Regions from separate parts of the Mus musculus genome. Here region 1 is linked to region 2. Evidence: chromatin contacts called from ENCODE Hi-C or POLR2A ChIA-PET data. All regions are on one chromosome and are shown on one strand. Each heading gives the region's core, a stretch centred on a gene start or an enhancer-like site at or near the end of the contact. The rest is flanking DNA. Distances are from core to core; before and after follow the strand shown.

Region 1 (5,756 bases), core at 1,817-4,316, 260 kb before region 2:
CCCACTGGACCTGGAGTTTGCCTGGCAGCCCCAGTGAGTCCCACCCCCACCCCTGCTGCTGCCCACCATATGCCAGGCTTACATGGTGTCACATGTATCCACAGGTATCCATGGTGACATATGCCAGGCTTACATGGTGTCACATGTATCCACAGGTATCCATGGTGACATTCTTGCCTTTGTTTGGGTGCTGTGGTTGTGCCACAGTGTCTTGCCCACTGGAGCTATTCTGAGACCGGGCCTTAGATCACTTAGTTGATCTCAGTTGTACCTTTTAGCTGAAGAGGGCCTTGCATTTACTTCTGATCATGCTTTCTCTGACTGGGACGCGGGGGAGACCGACAGAGTTTATTCTTTTTTTTTTTTTTTGGATTTTCGAGAAAGGGTTTCTCTGTGTAGCTCTCGCCTGCCTCTGCCTCCCGAGTGCTGGGATTAAAGACGTGCACCACCACGCCTGGCTCAGAGTTTATTCTTGGGTTTGTTCTTTTTATACATATTTACTTTTGCCAAGCAGATGGAACACACTTTCTTTCTTTCTTTTTTTTTTTTTTTAAGATTTATTTTATTTATATGAATACACTGTAGCTGTCTTCAAATACACCAGAAGAGGGCATCAGATACCATTACAGATGGTTGTGAGCCACATGGTTCAATTCCCATGTGGTTGCTGGGAATTGAACTCAGGACCTCTGGAAGAGCAGTCAGTGCTCTTAACTGCTGAGCCATCTCTCCAGCCCCAGGAACACACTTTCAAAGCTGTTGGTTTTGGGCCCTGTGACAGGGACTGAAGTACATATTTTACATATCAAAGCAGACCTGGCCTCCAGGTTCTCCCAGCATCCCAGTCTTTGCCTGGCCAACTGTGCCCCCAACCTTGAATTTTCCAGCCCTGGCAGGGACTGGGCTGTCTTTTCCCCAGAGGCTCCTCCCTGTATAATCCAGACATCATTTTGGCGTCCCCCTCTCTCCTCTCCTCTTCTTTCTCTGTGTGTGCTTGATCGAGCGGGAGCCTTTCTCTCTTTCTCTTCCCCTACCCACCTCTCCCCACGGTGACTCCCCCGACCTCAATCAAATACAAGCAGAGGCAAGCAGATCTTGGTGAGTTCTGGGCCAGCCAGAGCTACAAAGTGAGACCCTGCCTAAGGGAGAGAGAGAGAATTCATGTTTAAAATTATGAGTATATATTGCTGGGGTCGGGGGGTGCACACCTTTAATCCCAGCATTGCAGGGACAGAGAAGAGGATCTTTGAGTTCAATGCCAGCCTGGTCTACAAAGCACGTTCCAGTGCACCCAGAGCTGTTACATAGAGAAACCCTGTCCTGGGAAAACAAAACAAAACAAAAGATGTATGTATGTATGTATCTGGGTGAATATGCACCTGAGTGCAGGCCCCCTTGTCCCTTGGAGTTCAGAAAATGGCATCGGAGTTCCTGCAGCTGGTGCCACAAGCAGCTGTGGTAGCATTATAGGAGTGTGTCTTCAAGTCTGGCAGTATCTACATTTTTTTTTCTTAATAACAAAACAAACAAAAAACCCAGCTGGGCAATGGTGGCACAGAGGCCTATAATCCCTGCACTTGAGATGCAGAGACAGGAGGCTCTCAAGAGTTCAAGGCCAGCCTGCTCTACAGAGTGAGTTCTAGGACAGTCAAAGGTTCTATAGAGAGATTCTGTCTCAAAATAAATCAATTAATTAAAAACAAAAACTAACAAACCAAAACACAGACAAAGAAGCAGGGTTGGAGAGACGGCTCAGTGGTTAGGAGTACCTGCTGCTCTTGCAGAGAGGACCCGGGTTCAGTTCCTCTCACCCACCTGGAGGCTCACACCTGTAACTCCAGTTTCAGGGGCTCTTGACAACTTCTTCTGGCCTTTGAGGGCCCTGGGCGTGCACGCGGTGCGCATGCATACATGAAATAAAATAAAATAACAAATCTTAAAAGACAAAACCAGAAAAGAGTGGGGTTGGGTATTGGTGGTTTGTTCCTGAAATCCCAGCTTTTGAGGGTTTGAGGTCAGTGGTCTGCTTCAAGTTTGAGGCTAGCTGGAGATACTGTTGGGTTATACAGGGAGTTCCAGGTCACCCTTGAAAACTCGTCTCAAAACCAAAACCGTAAAGTACAACAAAAGTTTTAGGACAATGACCTCTATGCTACCTGGGTTCTTCCTCCCGCAGGTACACCTGCTACCTCCAGGGGGCAGCACTAGCCAGCCTGAGTCCAAAGTCCACCCTGAATGGCACCAAAAGGGAGTGCGGTGAGAGAGGAGGGGAAAGGAAAAGAAAAGGTCAGAAAGGGGCTGGAAATGCCCGTGAGGACGGCACATGCATCCACGCTAGTATAGATGCAAAGATTTCCTTTTTCTTTTTGACAAGGGAATTCTAGCACAAAAGCCATTTAGCCCGACTAAAGGCAAAGAGGCCGAGGCAGTGGCTGGCATAAGCCAGGCCGGGCTTTCAGAGGCGCCCACAGACACTTTTGTCTGCAGAGTCCCGGGGACGCACAGCGCTGGGTCCAGTAGTTCTCACGGGCGCAAAGGCGACCAGTAAGCAAGTGAGCGGAGCTAGGCTCCTGATCCAGGTCTGTCCTTCCTCTGAGGGCAGAAGAGATGCATTCCAAGATGTCCAATCAGAAAACGGGACTGGCAGGGCTTGCCGCTCCGACCCAGTGAGGTGTTTGTCGAGCATAATCAGAGCTTGCAAAGGCGCTGAGGCCCTTCAGATGGAAAGGTGCCCTGTGCACAAAGCAAGGTGAACTGGGGTTGCTCTGAGGGCAGCCATATTTTGTGGGCGTCGCCGCAGCTGTTATTTGCTGAGGCACGGTGGGGTGGGGGTTGGGGGGGGGGACGACGACGACAAAGTAGGTTAAGATCACGTGGGCACCGCCTTACAACGTGACCCAGAATTGGGCCACAGGAAACCAGTACAGGCAGACTCTCACATCAGGTGGTGGAGAGAAATTTCACAGTAAATAGCCGAGATCCCCAGGGGCTAAATGCTTGGCTTCACCATTGCACAATCGCCTAGAAAAATCTGCTGGGGCCAATTAGAACACGCACCGGGCTTCTGGCTTTACAGGAAGGAGACCCGTCAGCATTACTCAGCAAACCTCTTCCCTCAGCCTGCAATTGGCTTCTGCAGTTTTCTGAGAACTGGGCGTTTGTTCCTAATTAATCCTAAAAGGCCTGGTGCTGGGTAACAGCAGGTAGTCTAATTAAGCATCCCCGCGTTGCCACACTTAGGAAGACATATGGGAACCCCAAAGAGTTCCTAATGTCTCAGTTCCTAAATTTAATCCTAAACTGTTCCCCCGAACCCTCTCATGTGATTTTGGCTAATTGTATAACGTCTTATTCTCCGGTGCTGAAAGGAGGGAACGGGAAAACGGTGCCCTCAGTCGATTCTCCCCTTGCAGGATCGCTCAGGACCCAAGTGTCAGAAGATGAGGAAGCAGCCTGCAGAGTTTAGCAGCTTAGCAATGAAGGACACGAGAATGCACTGACTCTGTGTGTGTGTGTGTGTGTGTGTGTGTGTGTGTGTGTGTGTGCGCGCGCGCGCGCACGCGCATGTGTATAATGTGCATGTGCATGTGTGTGGACATACCTGGGAACCCACAGAGGTCAGAAGAGGAAGTGAGGGATCACTCTGACCTTTTCTCCTTTTTTTAAAGACTCACTGCTGAGCAGCTCATGGTGGCGTTCGCCTTTAATCCCGGCACTAGGGAGGGAGAAGCTGGAGGATCTCTTTGAGTTTGGGGCCAGCCTGTACTACATAGAGAAACTCCATATCACAACAGCAAACCAAAAAAAAGCAAACAAACAAAGAAGTTATATAGCATGTTAACACCCCGTGCCGGCAGTATCGTGTACTCTGGGACTTAATTTCTGATGCGCTCCTGCTTGACTTAAGTGTCTTCTTGACCTTTAACAGTTCTTTTCATAGGGCCATATACCATTCTCTTTCTCTTCGATACGTGCCCGTGGTGCTTGTATGTGTGAACGCCCCATATGAGGGTGTGCACAGGCAGTGGAGGCCCGAGGACGACCTTGACATCATTCTTTAGGAACAGTTGTCCACCTTTAACAAAATCATTATCATGTATGTGCACGTTTGAGCGGCGGTGTGCACATGCCACGGTGTGTGCAAGGTCAGAGGGCAACCAACTCTCAGGACTCAGTTCTCCCACTGTGGGAACTGGGATGAATTAAGCTTCACGATCTGAATTTGACCTCTGGATTGCAGAGGTGTGCGTTGACTTTATCTCATTTGACAGGATAAAAATAAAAACAACTGTGTGATGTAATAGATAATTACAACGCATGGAGTCATTATTGTGCAGACAGGGTCTCATGTAGCCCAGACTGTCCTGAAACTCACTGGAGAATAAAGGCTGGTCTTCAATTCTTTTCCTTTTAAAGATTTATTTATATGTAAGTACATTGTAGCTGTCTTCAGACACCCTAGAAGATGGCATCAGATCACCATGTGGTTGCTGGGATTTGACTCAGCAGCAGTCAGTGCTTTTAACCACTGAGCCATCTCTCCAGCCCTGGTCTTGAATTCTTGATTGTCCTGCTTGTCTCTGTCTTAGTTAGGGTTTCTATTGCTACGATGAAACACCATGACCAAAAGCAAGTCAGGAAGAAAAGGGCTTATTTGGCTTACAATTCTACATCATAGCCCATCACTGGAGGAAGCCAGGAAGGAGCTTAAGCAGGGCAGAAAGCTGGAGGCAGGAGCTGATGCAGGGAGCTGTGGAGGGATGCTGCTCACTGGCTTGCTCATCGTGGCTTGCTCAGCCTGCTTCCTTATAGTGAACCAGGACCACCAGGCCAGGGGTAACACTAGACATAATAGTCTAGGCCCTCTCCCACTGGTCATTAATTAAGAATGTCCCCTGTAGGCACACCTGCAACCTAATCTTATGGAGGCATTTTTTTTTTTAAGATTTATTTATTTATTTATTATATGTAAGTACACTGTAGCTGTCCTCAGACACTCCAGAAGAAAGAGAGTCAGATCTCGTTATGGATGGTTGTGAGCCACCATGTGGTTGCTGGGATTTGAACTCCTGACCTTCAGAAGAGCAGTCGGGTGCTCTTACCCACTGAGCCATCTCACCAGCCCATGGAGGCATTTTCTTAACTGAGGCTCCTCCTTCTCTGATGACTTTAGCTTGTGCTAAGCTGACATAAAACCAGCCAGCACAGTCTCCCACATACTGGATTACAGATGTACACCAACGCGCCCAGCTGCAGTATAGTGCTTTTGTTTGCTTTGCTTGTTTGTTTTTTTATTATTTGTTCCTTTGAGATAGAGCCTTTTAAAATGATCATTATTTTATGTGTCTGAATATTTTGCCTGAATGTGTATCTGCCCACTGCAGGCAGACCTGGTACCAGTGGAGGCTAGAGGAAGGCATTAGAAACCCTGGGACTAGAATGACACAAAGTTTGGTTTGTGAGCTGCCATGTGGATGCTGGGAATCAAATTTGAGTCTTCAGCAAGGTCAATAAGTGCCCTTAACTGCTGAGCCATCTCTTTAGCCATAGTAGCCCAGGCTAGCCTGAAACTCACTTTATAGCTAAGGATGGTCTTAAACTCATGGTCCTCCACATGTGTGTGTGTTTTGTGCATCTGTATAAATATACATATTTTTTTCTTTTTTTTTTTTTTCCTGGTTTTTGAAGCAGCGTCTTATATAACCCAGACTGCCAGCCTCAGACTTTGTACCTAGCTCAGGTTGGCTGTTTTTTTT
Region 2 (5,973 bases), core at 2,104-4,603:
AACCCTTTCTGAAGTTAGACTGTCTCTGTCCTAGGAAGTCCTGAAGTCTGGTGAGAAGCACTGGTCCTGACCTCTGTCACATCTATAGTAAGCGTCTGGCAGCCCAGACAAGGAAGAGGAACTCTGAAGTGGCTCAGACACTGCACCACCTGCCAGTGAGGCAGGCTGTAGTTAGGAAGTGGAAGGTGCGGTGGGTAACGGCTGGGATTTGTTCAGACATGCCCAGAGAGGGCCTAAGCTGGCAGGAATGGTATTGGGGGTTCCTGACTCTAGCTGGGTGGGAGGATGGGGGGAGGGCGCTGTTTAGTAAATCTAACACATAGTACACACACATACACACACCATATACACAAGTAGTATGCAAAGTTCAAGCTACGTCCCTTGGGGAAGGGGCTTTGAAGGGTTAACCTGACAGGAGGACCAGCCCAAACCTGGATCTAGAACTATCTGAGTAGAAAAGAAGGCTTCCTACACCCCTTAGAGTTACCAGTCACAGCCCCCTCCCATGGAAATTCCCTAGAACCAACCATCAGGAACGGGGAGAGCCCAGCCAACCCTCTGCTGTGACAGAGGCCCTGGGTAATCAAAGGTTCCGATTTGCTGGAAGCAAGGAGCTTGGGAGGCCCCCTTCATGACCCTCCCAGGGATTCACCATAAGGCTGAGTTAGATGGGGGTACCCCATAACTTCTCCGTCCTCTAAGAGATCCTGGGGGCAGGGAATCTGCCACCATAATGTCACCCTTGTGGGCTGTATTACTTTAAAGCTTTCCCATAATGCAATACCCCCCTTGCCACCTCCCTGCTAACCTCATCCCTCTTTAGCCAAGATCAGCTTACACCTAAAAAGGGGGGGAAGACCGGAGACTCTGGATACAAACGAGCAAGGGACAGGGAGGAGGACAAGGCCCTTGCTGAACTGAGAAACCCAGCCTTCTCCTGCCACTCTAACTCCCACCCATCCCAGTGACTCTAGAGTCAGTGACAAGCAGTTCTGGCTGGATGAAACAGCTAGATGTGTGGGCAGACCCTCTGTGCAGAGGGCCCTGGCTGACCAATATTGGGCCTCTCTCACCCTCTCTGTAAGGAAGGACAGGGCAGTGAGGTGGGCCAGCAGGTAAAGGCGCTTTGTCTGCTGTCACTTGTGAGTTCCATCCCAGAACTCACATGGTAGAAGGAGAGAGAACCAAGTCCTCCCGCAAGTTTGAGCTCCACACTTGTGCATTGGCTTTCACACACACACACACACACACACACACACACACACACACACACACACACACACACACACACAAGAAAAAAGTCAAGGGCACTGCAGGAGGTAAGTTCAGCAGCTGTCGAGGACCTAACCGATTCCCCTGGTTTTCGGAACCCAGCAGAAAACAGAAGAGGAGGCTGCACAGCTGTGTCAAGGCTGGAGAGGACACGGATCATATCTGTCCTCAACTCCCCCTAGGGAAGTGCAACCAACTAGGTCACGACCCCACTCCCAACACACACATCCCAACCCCTCACACAGACACAGTGTTCCTGAGGAGTGCGGAGCTTAGACAAGAATTTTCCACAACCACGAGCGATATGCACCCTTTTTTCTCCTCGATCCCATGCAGAACGGGATTAATCGCAAAGGCTGGGGCGAGGCTGACAGATGCACCCAGAGGCACAAGTACAAGATTGTTTGAGGCTTCCCTGGTGGGGGCTCGGGGCGGTGGTCAGGAGCCCCGGGGCGGGGGTCAGGAGCCCGCACAGCAAAGCAAGCAGACGTCTAATCCTCAACTCCGTGGCAGCCCAGGAAGGCCTCTAGCAGTCCCAGCTGTCTTTCCCTGCTCCCCAACCACAGTACCCAGGAAGAGGGAGCCACAAGCTGGATCAGGGAGGGGAGTTAGGATCTCAGAATCCCTGCCCTGTTCACACCTTGGCAAAAGCAACTTTGGCCCTTCCTCGAGACAGGGCCAGGATCTAACACCCCGTTTACCCCTAACTCTCCACCCTTCAAGAGCTCCAGTCTGGCCTTTTACCCTCCCAACGTGGAAGGCGAAAAGAATAAGGAAACTTCTCACCCCAAAGGGTTCCTCTGCGCTTCACCCCCCGACCCCTAGCTGGAGTCGGCAGAAGACTTGCTATGCCCAAAAGCAGAGAAAAGTTTTTGCTGTGGGAAACGGAAGCCAGCTAGCTCCGGCTGGGTAGACAGGAAGATCCTCGGCCAAGGGCAGGGCAGGAATTCCCACCCTCTCGGAGACCCTAGCTGAGGGACAACGCCCCCAAGCACACCCCCGGCTGCGGCCTTGAGCAAAGGCAACCTGTGCGGGCCCCCTCACCTTGCGTGGCTCCAAGACGCTGGGGCGGGGGCAGGTGATTCACTCCCCCACCTCCAGGTGCCTGGGCTCCCCGTGGCCCCGAGATGACGGCTCCACACCGCGGGAAGCCGCAACCCCACCTGCCGCATTTCCTCCTTCTGAGTCACCCCTTGCTCAGAACACTTGACTTTGGGACTTCCTGTACTCGCTCCCAGCCCTTAACCTGTCTCCCGAACCTGGGAGGGCAGCTTGGGAAGGAGGGAAGGTGTGAGTGGCCGGGGCTGACCCCAGGCGCTCCCAATGCTGGCCCAAAGGACCCCAGTGAAAAATCGGATGGGGCGTAGAGAGACTCTTTTGCTTGGTGCAGGGCACCGAGAGGACCCCTCCCCAAAAAGCAGGGCCTGCATCCAAATGCCTTCCGCGAGAAATCGGGGCAGATGATGAGTTAAGTGAACTCGGGTTACTAAGAGGCTGATCGCCGGGAAAACCCTACTGAGCGTCCTTTCCTCTGAGGGACCGAGAGCGCCCTGCGGGGGTCCCGCTCCAGAAGCCGCCACAGGGCTGAAACCGCGTGGCGGGCGCCGCGTCCCCCTTCCCGCGGCCTCCGAGCCCTGCGCGCCCCAGCCGAGATCCCTTAGTTCCAGAGAACCTAGGATCTCAGGGTATGGATCCCCAAGATCGTTCCGGACCGCAGCCCGCGCGCTCTGCCTAACCTTGCGCACTGAGACCCAGCAGCCATAAGTCAGTTTCCAAAGGTGCGTCCCAGAGAGGAGGCTGGGGCGCCCGGGGTCCCATGTCCCGGAGTCCCTGCTAGGCTGCGGCCACCGACCGCGTAGACACTCACCTTCCTTTCCCTGTGCCGCCGCGGCCGCCAGCGCGCAACCCCACAGCAGCGCCAGGCAGAAACCGACTGCCCGGAGCTCCATGCCGCACCCCTCGCTCCCCGCGATCCCTGCTGTCCGCACGCCGGTCTCGGTGCCCCAATCCTGCCCGCCCGCCGACAGAGACAACTTCTACCCTCCTGCTCCAAGTCCTTAATGGAAGTTGGGTGAGAACCCGCTCCTGTTCATTCATGCCCTGCGCTGACGTCACCGAAACCACGCCCTCAGGAATGTCTTTAAAGGGGCCGGACTGACACCCTGACTAGAGGGCGGGGAAGCCAGAGGGAAGTTGGGGTTGGGGGGGAGGTCAGGAATTTGGGGAGGATTGAGGGGGCCAGTGCGTGGGCCTTCGTGTGCAAACCTTGAGGAGATTTCTCATTTCAAAGCGCCACCAGGGTTAGTGTCCAAATATGTGGAATGAATTTGTGCCTACTCTCCCCTTTTGCCCTTGGGCTTCAAGATGTGAATTGTAAATCTGAGAAGTAGAAGCTTCCGTAGCAAAGGGCCTCAAAAAACCAAAAAATAGAAAAAGAAAAAGAACAAGAACAAGAACTCCTGATAACACACACACACACACACACACACACACACAAACACACATACACACTTGCTCCTGAGTCCCCCAGAAGATATGCCACACCCAGGAAGGTCCTCTAAGCTGTGTACCAAGAGTAGTGCCTCTGGGAACATGTCAGACATGCAGGTGTCTTCACTTTAGAGTGGAGGGCTTAAGATAAGGTTCCAAGGTACCCTAGGATACCCAAAGGCTGCACAACTCAACAGTCACAGACAAGTCACAGGACTTGAAGCTGGGCCCTGACCTGCTTTAACCACTTCCATTTGGGGACCCAGCACACACCCTCATGGGTAACTCTTGACCTCTGCCTCTGAACTCCAACAGAACACCCTTGTCCCCTGATCCCTGGGTGACAGAATGAGATTACGTTTTGATACCTTGGGGATGTCTGCCTCCTACCCACCCTTCCTCTGCCAAGGTTCCTCAAATCTGAGTTCATCTCTTCTCTTGGCGTCTAGAGTCAGTGAAACAAACGGATGTGAAGTGAACCAGGCAGCCAGTCCAGTCACCCACAACTGCCTGTTGCTCTGTTACCATTTGGCCAGTGGAAAGGGAACAGCTGTAGCAGGCTTGGTTCTCCGTGGACCTTTCTGCCCACCTCCTAGTCCCTGGCCTTCCTCTCTGTGACTCCCCAGTCCCTGGTCATCCTGGCCCATATTATACAACTCTGGTACCAGGTGCTCCTCCTGGGGTCCTACCCACCAGCTTGGCCTTGGCGCCTGTTTCTGAGAAACGGGTTCAGACATTTCCCCTGGAGGGGGAGAGAAAGGGTTAATTATAGGTGTTGGGGTTAATTAAAGCCTTTGATCAGGGATGGATGATGGGAGAGAAGGCTATGTCTTCTGAGAAGGAGAGTGGCTGGACATGTATGTGTGAGCATGTTTGGATGAAGTACCGGAGCATCTGAGCTGGGTCATAAGGGTTAGTGTATGGGAATCCGTGAGCGACTTGTGTGTTATATCGAGCGTGGACGTGTTGATGTGTATGCAAGTGTGTGCTCCAGTGTGAGAGGACCTGTGTGTACCTGAGTGTGCCACAGGCCTCTCAGCAGCGGGGAGCACAGAGGAGGGGGCAGCAGTCAAAGTCTGGACAAATCAGTCTGCTCCTCTGAGCCTCCCCGTGCTCCCTGGGGACACTAGGGACCTACTTGGAAAAAGCCCGCTGTGAAGATCAAATAAGGTCGCGCATGGAAACCGCACAGACTGGGACTCAGACCCTCGAGTCAAATCTCAGCTGTTATTACGGTTACATGCGGTTCAACAAGAGGAAATCACATCTGGGGAGGCAGGGACTGTGGTGTGCCAAGCAAGGTCCTGCGGACAGGCACGTGCACGTGTATCGAGATGAGTGGAACATGTGTGCAGTGTACACATGGTATGGGTAAGTGTTCTGTTGGATACGCTAGGCTGGGGACCTTGTGGTTTGTGTTGATTTCCTGTCAGTTCCTTTTGTTTTGTTTTGACTTTTTTTTCTTGGTATGTGTGTGTTTGTTGGGTGCCTATGAGGCCAGAAGACTGCATGGGATCCCCTGGAGTTGGAGTTACAGGCAGACAGTGATGAGCCACCGATGTATGTACTTGAAACTGAATTCAAGTTCACCAAAGAACAGGAAACACTCTCAGCTACTGAGCCCTCTCCCCAGCCCCTGGATCTGACTGTTGACAAGGTCTCTAGCCAACCGACTGACTGACCGACAGAGGCAAGGCTAGCCTTGAATTCCTGATCCTCCCCCAACCCCGCCTCCCTTGGTACGAGGCTTACAGGTGTGCACCACCATATCCAGCTCCGTCCATTGTCTGTAACACCTTATATACGTCTGACGTGATATTTACAGGTTCTGTATTTTGGGTATTTGAATACTAGAAAACATATTGTGGGCCAGGGCATCATGGTGCAGAACTTTGATCCCAGCACTGCAGAGGCAGAAGCAGACAGAGTGATGGGAGGTTAAGGCCAGCCTGGTCTATAGAGAGAGGGATGGCCAGGGCTAAATCATGAGACCCTGTGAGAGAGAGAGAGAGAGAGAGAGAGAGAGAGAGAGAGAGAGAGAGAGGAAGGAAGGAAGAAAGAAAGTAAGTAAGTAAGAAAGAAAGGAAGGAGAGGTTTGTAGAAGACAGACAGTACCCATCCAGCATCCAGATATTCATCAGAAAACTTTTTAAAAAGATGTATTTATTTTTATTTATATGAGTACACTATAGCTGTCTTCAGACACACACC

Evidence for each region. Hi-C counts contacts between places; a loop is a spot of excess contacts on that map. ChIA-PET counts read pairs that join two places held with the same protein, here RNA polymerase II (POLR2A).
Region 1: a loop to region 2 is called in a map of v-Abl transformed pro-B cells, with 2.2 times the contacts of the local background. The contact joins the enhancer-like site here to the promoter of Epha2 in region 2. A Hi-C loop is called at or near these places in 4 of 37 maps with a recorded cell type or tissue (ES-E14, mouse embryonic stem cell and v-Abl transformed pro-B cells). POLR2A ChIA-PET finds 5 or more read pairs at or near these places in 5 of 5 experiments (Patski and embryonic stem cell).

The regions. Positions count from the first base shown.
Region 1 is chr4:141,556,586-141,562,341 of GRCm38, reverse strand. No RefSeq gene overlaps it. Among named protein-coding and RNA genes, the nearest start is that of B330016D10Rik, 13 kb to the right of the region's middle. Within about 2 kb of position 3,066, at least 1 of the 3 ENCODE cell types and tissues checked has a DNase peak (open chromatin) inside an H3K27ac peak, as active enhancers do.
Region 2 is chr4:141,298,601-141,304,573 of GRCm38, reverse strand. Epha2 (Eph receptor A2) reads right to left here and starts at 3,353. Exons shown (of 17, transcript NM_010139.3): 1 at 3,140-3,353. The coding sequence starts at 3,221.